Regions from separate parts of the Mus musculus genome. Here region 2 is linked to region 1. The links are chromatin loops, found by intact Hi-C in ENCODE. Cell type or tissue: left cerebral cortex. All regions are shown on one strand. Each heading gives the region's core, and the rest is flanking DNA. Links, peaks and the distances in the headings are about the cores only. Region 1 has its middle 3.9 kb from the start of Gm39277. Region 2 has its middle 15 kb from the start of 4732419C18Rik.

Region 1 (5,376 bases), core at 50-5,049:
GCCTGGGCGCCCAAGACGCTGCTAAAACCAAAAAGACAGACAACAGAAGGGCTGGAGACAGCTCAGTTGGTAAACTGCCTGCCACAGTCCCTTGCACGCACACAAGAAGTCAGTACATGCTTGTCACTGCAGCACGAGGGGGGCAGACAGGCAGATCCTTGGGACTCACTAGCCAGCTAACTTAGCTAAACTAGTAAGCTCCAGCCCATGAGAAACTGTCTCTAAATACAGCTGGGTGTTTCCCCGAGAAATAACACTAGAAGTTGGCCATGGCCTTGGTACTCACACATAATATACCCACACATGCACACTTTTTGGAATGGGGGTGGGATTTGAGACAGGATTTCTCTGTGTAGCCAGGATGTAGTCCTAGATGTCATAGAACTCACTCTGTAGACCTGTAGATCGTCCTGATCTCTGCCTCCTGTGTGTGTGTGTGTGTTGGGGGGGGGGGAGGATTAAAGATGTGCTACCACCCAGCTCTATATATACATTCATTTTTCTCTTTTCCCCCTTACCTTTCTGCCCCACTTGCTCTGGCCCATAGGTTCTTTATTTGTTTCTCATTACGGATGGTTGTGAGCCACCATGTGGTTGCTGGAATTTGAACTCAGGACCTCTGGAAGAGCAGTCAGTGCTCTTAACCACTGAGCCATCTCACCAGCCCTACATACACATTCTTAAACACCCACCCTCTCACAAACAGGCACACATACACATACCAAAAGAAGCAGGAGGAAGAGGAAAGAGAGAGAAGGGAAGAAAGAAAGAAAGAAAGAAAGAAAGAAAGAAAGAAAGAGAGAGAGAGAGAGAGAGAGAGAGAGAAAGAAAGGAAGAAAGAAAGAAAGAAAGAAAGAAAGAAAGAAAGAAAGAAAGAAAGAAAGAAAGAAAGGGAGGGAGGGAGGAAGAAAGAAAGGGAGGAAGAAGCTTAATGTGTCTATGGGTTAAGCAAAATTTTGATTACACATAGATTTATTTAGAACACTGGTATTAAATGCTGACTGTCAACTTTGCCTTTGCGAACTATGCGTCCAGTACCACACTACCCTCTTTACCTGCGTCACCTCATTTTGTCTTCACAACTCCTTTAAATGGGTACGCTGACATCTTCCTTTTACAGATGAGATTTACAAAGCACAGAGTTACCCCGTTAGTGAGTGGCAGAGCCAACGTTCCAGGCAGCATCCCACTCACACCGCATGGCTAACCGCTTTCTTCTAACACAATTTCCATCTCGTGGGATGTGTGATAGCGGGATGGGCTGTTGATACGAAGGCCTCGTGCCTGATGCTGTCCCGTGAACTCTGAGAAACCGTCCTCAGCTTTCAGCACTGAGGACCGGAGGAGAGGCTGGGCTCCTGTTCAAAAGCTGGAGATCGAACCTTAAAACTCACTGTCCATGTTTAAGAAAGTCACTGAAGGATGCAAGATGACTGAAGGGCCCAAGAGTCTAAGGAGAAGCCATGGGGAGCAAGCAGCTGTCAGCCCTGGGCAGTCACCACTCTGGAAACTCCATGAAGCCAGATTTCAGGCCCTGCCTGATGCTGGGGACAAAGGCTCAGGCGAACTCTGGGGGCTTGTGGGTTCTTGAGCTGATGACCATGGCAGCATGTTTGTGGTGAGGTCTAGAGGCCCTGCTTGGCTTCTCTTGTGGGAGGGGTGAGGCCACAGCGCTCTTCCATGCCTAAGGCAGTGAGATCACTAAGCCTTGGCGATCACCATCTCGTGCCCTTTGACTGAGAGAGTGAGCTTCTGGTGGGGATATTTTGGTCTGTACTCACGAGCTTTTCCACATTGCTGGCTTCAGTTCCACGCGTGGGGTTTATAAGGCAAAAAAAAAAAAAAACAAAAAACAAAAAAAACCAAAAAACCCAAACCAGAATCTGAACAAACTGGCCAGTCTGGGAGATCGCCGGCATGTCATTTGCTGGGTCTAAGTTATCAGGCCATCTGCAACCTTCTCCCTGCTTTCTCATCTCTCTGTCTCCAGCTATCTGTGACCCCAGAACTTGCAAAGTCATTCACAATTATTGTCAGCGATTCTCCTGCTGTGAATGCATACCTTTATTTGGAGTGGAGAAGGAATGAGAAGTAAGTCCTTGGAAATCTCCCGGAAGCAGCTTTAAGGCAAAAAGGAATACATTGTAGTACCCGCGTGTTTACTGGTAGAATATGGTCAACATAATGAGTTTTTTCTTTGGTGCTTAGTTTTGGTTTGTTTGATTATGGTGCCTACGCTGGAACTACAGTGATCCTTCCAACTCAGCTTCTCAGGAGCTGGGATCACAGGTATGTGCCACCAGATTTGGCCAAGATAATTGACAAATGAATATCCTCATTGAACACACCAGTCTCCCTGTTTCTAGCAAACTGATTGAACAAAACAGGCTCCCCGCCCCCGACATTTCTATTCTCGGGGCTGCATTTGTTGGCTAACTGTGATTTCTTCGCTATCAGTTTCCAGAACAGAGATGCTCTTCCCTGAGACACAGGAACAGCCAGTCTGCCTTCTCAGCTGCTTCCCAGGGTCAGCTTCCCTGACGCGAGGACCCGTCACACAGAGGTGGAAACATGAGTATCTTTCTATCTGTCCGCCCCTCTGTGGAACAAGGCAACTCTTCTTGCCTAGCTTAGCGTTAAGCAGCCCTTTCTGCCAAGATTCTCAAGCACGTGTTCACTGTCTTCACCCAAACGTCCCCTTAACCGGGGGATGACTGACGGGTACAGCTCCTGCCCATCTGGAGTGAGCCTCTCCTCCTTCCGAATCTGCTCGCCTCTGGTCAAACAACATTTCCCCTCCTCTTTTATTTTTAATATCAAATCCTTAGGAGAACCCAAAGTAGGAAAGGGATGCCCAGAAGCCAGAGGAGTTTTCTGTGCCACCCAACCAAGTTGTCACCTGACAGAGCGAGCAAACATTTTCTTGCCAAGCCCGTGAGGTCATCTGTCAGCCTCTGTTGCAGTAGGTTATTCATTAGAGAGTATGAGGAAAGCATCGAGGAGTCCAGCTTCTCTGGCTCTTGCACTGCTTCTGGCCCCTTCCTGCAGAGTCTGCACACTTTGCCCCAGAAATCGGATCTTGCTTTACCTCACAACCTTGCATCTGTGGATCCTGCTCTCTGCAGCCCAGCCCAGACTCAGACTCAGGGCAATGTAGGTGAGGGCCTCTCTGCCAAGGGCCAGCTTGGTCTCTCTTCCCCTCTCTGGAGGTCCTTGGGGCACATTTTACCCGTCCTTCCTTCCTTCCTCCAGACTGTGAGCCGTCAGGGCCCGGTGTTCTAGTTTTGGCTCCCAGCATCTGTCACAGCCCAGAGTAACACAGAATAGGTTTTTATTCACTGAATAGAACCAGTCAGACCAGCTAACACGATTTTTTCTCTTCCCACTTCTGACTGACTGGGTCATCATCATAAATAATATTTTCCAATCAAAAGCACCTAGATTAGCAGTAAATTATACACGCAGCAACTCGGGCCTGGATGCCTGTGTTTCAGACCTGGGGTCTCATGTCACTTACTTGCCTCTGCTACTGCAGCCTTGCATCTCTGTGCCGCCCTCCCCCTGAGTCGCATGCCCTGCACAAACAGGCTCAATCTAGAAAACATCAAACCCTACCACAATAAGCCCTCCGAAATGCTACAAATGAGTCTCATATACACCCAGCCTAGAACCTGCGGTTGGTTGGTATTTTTGGTTAGGATTGTACACGTTGTTGATAAGACTTTCCCAGTTCACATATCACGTTCCCCCAGATTAAAGGCCAGGGCATTGGTTTAGCCTTTCCTCAGCCTGGAACATCTTGATGTGACTTATGTTGGGAGAGGGGCTCAACCCAAGAACCCTGATGCTCTCTGCTTTAGTGAGACAGTTATAAAACATGACTTAGCTTAACCTGTTTACTGCTCAGACCTTCCATGAATAACTGGGATGGACTAGTGAAAGGAGTCTTGAGAGAGGGGTGATGTTGACCCCCCCCCCCCTTTTCCAAGAGCAGTGTTGTATCCAGAAGCAAACACAAGCTAGCCCCAACAGGACAGAACAGCACATGCAATTCAGCCTTACTCAGAAGATCCAGCCCCTATCGTATTGGGCTGGAGAGATGGCTCAGCTACTAAGAGTTACTTTTACAGAGGACCTGGTTTTAGTTCCCAGCTCTCTCAGGGCAACTGACAATATTCTTCCAGTTCCAGGGATCCAGCCCCCTTTACTGACTTTTGTGGGTACTGCACACTCATGGTACATGGACACATACAGGCAAAAAAAAAATCATACACATAAAATAAAATACTCCTTTGTATGGATGGAAGCCTTACGATGCAGACAGTCCTACCGTGGAGGGACCCCGCCCTGCCAAAAAGCAAGAGAACTTGCTGATTGAAGGTACCCCCTGGCCTGGCAAGGACCTTCAGTAACTTCAGTCACTAGCAAGGGGACTCCTGAGAGCTTCATGCTGGAAAATCGTTATTAATAGCTCGATGCTTTTTGTCTGAAGATGCTTGGGTAGGCTCAGCCACGTAGAGCCATGCAGAGCACCCATGGCTCTTGGAAACGACTGACTGAGCCTGGCCCTTGAGGGCACCGTGTCAGGAAGTGTATATCACAGTATGACAAGCCTGCGGTGAAAAAATAAACCAAAACAGAAACGTAACAAAATCAGCGAGTTCACTGACAGCAGAATGTTTGATTAACAAAAATAGGGTTAATTACCACTTTATCTGTGGCAGCCCTGAATTCAACACTAAGCATCTGAACGCCGGGTGGGTTAGAATATTCGCCAACTGTATCATTGTTAATCCTAGAATGCTAAATAAAAAATTCATAGGGAAAAAATGGAACTTTTTGTCCTAAATAAATCAATCATCTACTGAGCTGTAATGGCATGTGGGACTGTGGATGAATCTTTCTTACTATCATGGTTTCTCATTAGTCTCTGTCCGCACCCCTCGCTTAAGACAGAGTCTTATGTAGCCCAGGCTTGCTCAAAATCACTATGGAGTCAAGAATGGCCTTCATCTCCTGATCTTGCCTCCACTTCAAGCATACTGGAAGGGGTCACCACTTCAGCTTGCCTTCACTGTTTTAACAATAATAAAGACAGGTGGAGTAGAGACAGGAGGGTTGAGAAGTCAAGGTTAGCCTTTAGTGCACTCGAGGCCAGCCTGGGCTACATGAAGATTTGTCTTTTAGTTAGTTTGTTTGTTTGAGAGAGGGTTTCTCTGCATAGCCTTGGCTGTCCTGGAACTCACTCTGTACACCAGACTGGCCTCGAACTCAGAAATCCACCTGCCTCTGCCTCCTGAGTGCTAGGATTAAAGGCGTGCACCACCACTGCCTGCCTGGCTTTTTTTTTTTTTCCCTTAAATGTGCAATAATAAA
Region 2 (5,376 bases), core at 232-5,231, 63 kb before region 1:
ACAAGCCCTTAATCTCAGGACTCAGGAGGCAGAGGCAGGTGGATCTCTATGAGTTCATGGCCAGCCTGGACTCTATAGTGAACTCCCAGCAAGCCAAGGTCTACATAGTAAGACCTTGTCTCCTAAAAACCAAACCAACCAAAACTATGAACAGCACATGAAAAATGACAGCTGAGACTGACCTCTGGATTCCATATGGCACCTGCGTATACATGATCATATATGCATGTGGTGGTTTGTATATGCTTGGCCCAGGGAATGGTACCATTAGGAGGTGTGGCCTTGTTGGAGGAAGTATGTCACTGTGGGAGTGAGTGATGAGACTTTCCTCCTGGCTGCCCGGAAGTTAGTCTTCTGTTTGCCTTTGGGACAAGATGTAGAATTCTTAGCTCCTCCTGCAACATGCCTGCCTGGACACTGCCATGTCCCCCCCTTGATGATAATAGACTGATCCTCTGAACCTGTAAGCCAGCCCCAATTAAATGTTGTCCTTATAAGAGTTGCTTGGGTCATGGTGTCTAACAGCATGTAAAACCCTAACTAAGACAATATAGACATACACACATAAATGAAATAATAAATTACCAAGTTCTTCATATGAATGAAAAAAGAACAATTTTAAAAATGAATCTTGCCGGGCGTGGTGGCGAATGCCTTTAATCCCAGCACTTGGGAGGCAGAGGCAGGTGGATTTCTGAGTTTGAGGCCAGCCTGGTCTACAGAGTGAGTTCCAGGACAGCCAGGGCTACACAGAGAAACCCTGTCTCAAAAAACCAAAAAGAAAAAAAAAATGAATCTTAATGTTTGCCGCAGCTACTCCAGGTCCTCACCACACCTCTGTTTCCCTTCTCAAGCCGGCTTCAGTGTTTGTTCCATGGAGACATGCGTCTGGGAATACCTGAGGCGTGATCCTGATTCGTGTTCTAAGCTTTCTTTAAATGATCTTCTATTGTATATGTTTTTACAAGTTGCTTTAAAAAAAAAAAAGATAGCAAAAGCTGGAGAGGTGGCTCAATAGTTCAGAGCATTTGCTGCTTTGCAGAGGACCCAGGTTCGATTCCCAGCACTTACACGGTGATTCAGCCATCCATAACTCCAGGTCCAGGGGATCGGAAGCATTCTTCTGGCTTCTGCGGATACCAGGCACAAAACATGGTTCACGCAACAAAACATTCATACATAACAAAATAAAATAAATAACTTTCGAAGCAAGGTCTTAAGATACAACATGAAATTCCCAGTCCCAGTTTCTGTGTGGGCCTTGTGTTGTCAGCTACAGGATACTGCCTTGCCACAGGCTCTGGGATTTCGTCTCCTGCAGACTAAAACTCCAGGTCAGCAAGAGTTCTTGTATTCTGTGGTGCTGCCCTGGGCCTATGAGTTCCCTGTTGTGGGTGGGTCATACAGGGATTATCATTTTATTTATTTATTTATTTATTTTTTGGTTTTTCGAGACAGGGTTTCTCTGTGCAGCCCTGGCTGTCCTGGAACTAACTCTGTAGACCAGGCTGGCCTTGAACTCAGAAGTCCGCCTGCCTCTGCCTCCCGAGTGCTGGGATTAAAGGCGTGCGCCACCACGCCCGGCTTGGGATTATCATTTTTAAATTATATATATTTTATATATTTAATATATAAATGTAGTATACAAACTGCGTGCATGTGTGTGTGCACATGTGCATGTGTGTATGTGTGCGCATGTGCATGTGTGTGTGTGTACACATGTGCATGTGTATGTATGTGTAGGTCAGAAAACAGCTTGTGAGAGTTGGTTTTCTTCTACCATGTGGATCCTGGGGAGGGAACCCAGGTCTTCAGGCTTGGTGGTTAGCACCTTAACCCACTGAGCCATATCTCTCCAAGCCTAGGAATTGTCTTTTGTGGCTGTCTTGCTCCCAATCACGGCCCTACCTTGTTGCTTGTGATAGCATGTGCTTTGTTTAAGGCTGGTACCACTCCTCTGTGTGGACACCTCATCTCTTCTACCCTTTCAGCTATGCTTGGCTGCTGTGGAAGTTGTGATAGCCACTGCTGTGCAGGTGATGATGTTTCCTGGAGACCTTGATTGCAGGTCTTTGGGCACATATCTTGAATCAGAGTTGCTGGGTATGTATGGTGTGTGTGTGTGTGTGTGTGTGTGTGTGTGTGTGTATGCACATGAGGGCAGGCGCCTCTGTTGTGAACTCCTCAACAGGGGTTCTGGGATCCGAACTTGAGTCCTCTGAAGCTCTGAGCCCCCATAAGAACAAACACTCTCGTGTGACCCTTATGACCTGGGGTTTTACCATATATAAAGATTTATTTATTTTATGCATGTGAATATAATGTTGCTCTCTTCAGACACACCGGAAGAGGGCATCCCATTACAGATGGTTGTGAGCCATTGTGTGGTTGCTGGGAATGGAACTCAGGACCTCTGGAAGAGCAGTCATTGCTCTTAACCGCTGAGCCATCTCTCCAGCCCAGATATTTACCAGACTACCTTTAATCCTACTCAGTGTATCTCACAAACCTCCCCACAGTTTTGTTTAAGTTCCTTGGCAGCCTTTTGAGAAGCAACTTCAGCAGCCACCCAAATCCTTTATGTGGCTCTTGTAAGGACAGTTAAGTTCAGCTCTCTCTTGGGAAGTCCGGGACTCAGGCTTGGGTAAGTGTGATCTTTTCTCCGAATGTCTCTGTCTATACCCCACCCCTGCTCCACACCTGCCCCAGCTTAAATCTAAGATTAAACTCTAACTCTGCTTCATACTGACTGGCTCTGAAATTCTTTTCTGCAGTGGAGTTGGGAACCCCAGCTCCTCTGTGGTCTCTGAGCAGCGTTTCCTAGGCTGCCATGCAGGTGGCAGTGTGGAGCTGACTCCGCTTGACAGTTTTTAATGCACTTGGATATTAGCCCTTTATCAGGTATGTGGTTAGCAATCTTTCCACAGGCTGTTCTTTGGCCACTGACAATTTCACAGCTTTTGAGTTTGTCTATTTTTGCTTTTGTTGTTTGTGTACTTGGCAATCCGTGCCAAATTCAAAGGCAGCCCACCGGCAGGCACTTACAGCTACCCTGCTTTACTGAGCTTGCTGCCACCTGGCAGAAAGGCCACTGTTACTCATGGTGACAAGTCACTTGGTGAGGATTCCTTGCCCCGCTACTGCTCAGTTGTGGGTTCAGGGATTTCTGTGGTGTGTCATCAAAGGAGAGAGCCACATGGTCCTCCTGTCTGAAGACACCGCTGTTTGGCTTCCTTCCGGGTCTAGGGCAGATGCTCACAGAGTTTGGGAGTAGACACAAAAGGCATAAAGATCGAGGATAGTGGAAGGGGGGTGTAGCCTCCCACGGCTGAGGCGACCAACGCCCATCCACCCAGCACCCACTTTTAGAACAGCATAGCACAGGCCGTGTGTGGAGCAATCTGTCTGTTCTCCTTTTATGTAGTTTACTGTCTCGTTAGAAAGATTTCAAAATTAGAATCAACATTTGGGAAGAAACGAGATCTCTTCACACACAGTGAATCTAAGCGGCACCAAAACTGCAGAGCTGAGTCCTTCAAAGGTGACCTGGGCTCCAGCACCTTCCGTATGTCATACCTCGGCACCTTCCGTACAGTCCAGAGCTGCCCATGCTGGCTTCCTTCAGCCTCCCTGCTCATCAGGACTGCCCAGTCCACACTCTCCCCATACCTACCCCATGCTTCCCTCCTATGCATGCTCTTACCTGTCAAAGGAACACCAGTGACTAAACGCTCCTCTCAAGCTGCCTCCTGGGTTCTCCCTACCCCACCGTCCTCCCAGGGAAACAAGCATTTCAACGGCACCATGGGCCTTCACTATCCTTGCTGGGGAGCCACGCCGTGTCTGTCTTCTCTCTTAACATAGAAACGAGAAACAGTGGCCCAGCATCAAACCTTCTATATTTCCCTTGGGCCAGAGGCCAGAAAGCCAAGGTCAAGGGAGGCACAGCTCCAGAGATCACCTCAACGGACAAGCTCTGTGTTCTACATCACTTGGGAAATGCTAGCAAGAAATGAATCATCAGGGGAACCGATGTAGGCCTTGGTGTGCACTTGGCCAGGAAAATCTTAGACCCTGATCTTTCTTGCTCAGTTTCGTTTTGCAGCTGAACTTCTCCTGCAGCCTTCTGCAGGGTTAAGTCAGTGCCTCATGCTGTTCTTGTTCACAGGAGCCTAGGGGTGAGCGGTTTCCCCGTGCAGAGAATTTGTCAGCAGGACTTCAAGCTCTGCAGACGCCACCATCTGATCCTGATAATCCGTCTTGGAGAGCTACAGACTCACCGTATCTGGGCTGCAGAGCTTGGTCCTGCCCTTCCAGTTGGCCTTTGATGCCTCAAGACGCAGATGCCACACCTAACACTGAACCCTGTGCTTTAGCCTGGGGGCCTGTTTTGGTTTTCTTCATGTTTTCTCTTTCGGGTACCTAGAGACAAGAAAAATACAGTAAATTTAATACTATCTGATCTGTGATTTAGCAGGCTCCTGGCGGTGCTGGGTAAGCATCACTCATCACTCGGGAATGCGTCCTGTGGTCCTGCTCATCCTTAGCAGGGCTCAGGGTTCACGCCGAGAAGGTCATGGGGGCTGAAGGTAAGGCTACAGCTGTAACATGTGTCCCTTGCTGGCCTCCAACTCCAGATGTTTGGCCAAGCCTTATAGAGCTGCATCTGGGAAGGTGTTTCTATAATATCGACATTTAAATTAGTAGAGTTTGGGTGGTGCAGACAACCCCTGAGTATATCCTAACTCAACACAATGCATATAATGAATATCACACACACACACACACACACACACACACACACAGAGAGAGAGAGAGAGAGAGGGGGGGGGGGAGAGAGAGACATAGAGAGAGAGGGAGCTTTGTGAATTTGGCTCAAATCCTAGTCCTATAGCCTCTGTGAGGTCCAGCCAGGCTAACCCCCAAATCATTGCCTGCTTCCCAGGTACCTGGAGGTCACACATCAGTCTCAGTATCTGGCATTTGGGCAACTCATAAATTTTAAATGGCTTCTGCCAGGAGCTGAGGGTAATTACGACAGTCCTAGGACAGACACAGGTGATCCTGTCCTTGGGTCACCCAGCCATTTCTACGTCTCTTCTTAAGTTGTGAAAACCTCAATGAATAAAGACAGTGAACCCCTCGGCAGCCCTGTACCCAGGACCGGGGCAGCTGTGGTATGCAGGAGGGATGGCTAGCCATGACTTCCTTTCCCCTTGCTCCTACAGGAGGGAGACCTAGCCAGTGGTTTCTAGTCAGGACATACTGCCTGGTTGTCGCTGGGTCAGAGCCAGCTCTTCTTTCCAGTTTCAACTGGCTCCAGTCTGTTTAGTATCTGTGCAGTTCTCAGAAAACTGGTTTCTTCTCTGAGTGGCC

The links. Peaks named below come from ENCODE experiments on the same cell type or tissue, not always from the same donor. Only the 100,000 strongest peaks of a DNase experiment are listed, where the experiment ranks them.
Region 2: it touches region 1 in a loop (2.7-fold over the local background); 8 of 42 quality-filtered maps call a loop at or near these places.

The regions. Positions count from the first base shown.
Region 1 is chr8:123,703,170-123,708,545 of GRCm38, reverse strand. No RefSeq gene overlaps it. Among named protein-coding and RNA genes, the nearest start is that of Gm39277, 3.9 kb to the left of the region's middle. In left cerebral cortex, for the core only: no CTCF peak of the experiment used is centred there; DNase peaks (open chromatin) are centred at 1,214 and 2,507; H3K27ac peaks cover 800 bases.
Region 2 is chr8:123,766,631-123,772,006 of GRCm38, reverse strand. No RefSeq gene overlaps it. Among named protein-coding and RNA genes, the nearest start is that of 4732419C18Rik, 15 kb to the right of the region's middle. In left cerebral cortex, for the core only: a CTCF peak has its summit at 2,831; DNase peaks (open chromatin) are centred at 2,883, 3,330 and 4,190; H3K27ac peaks cover 1,244 bases.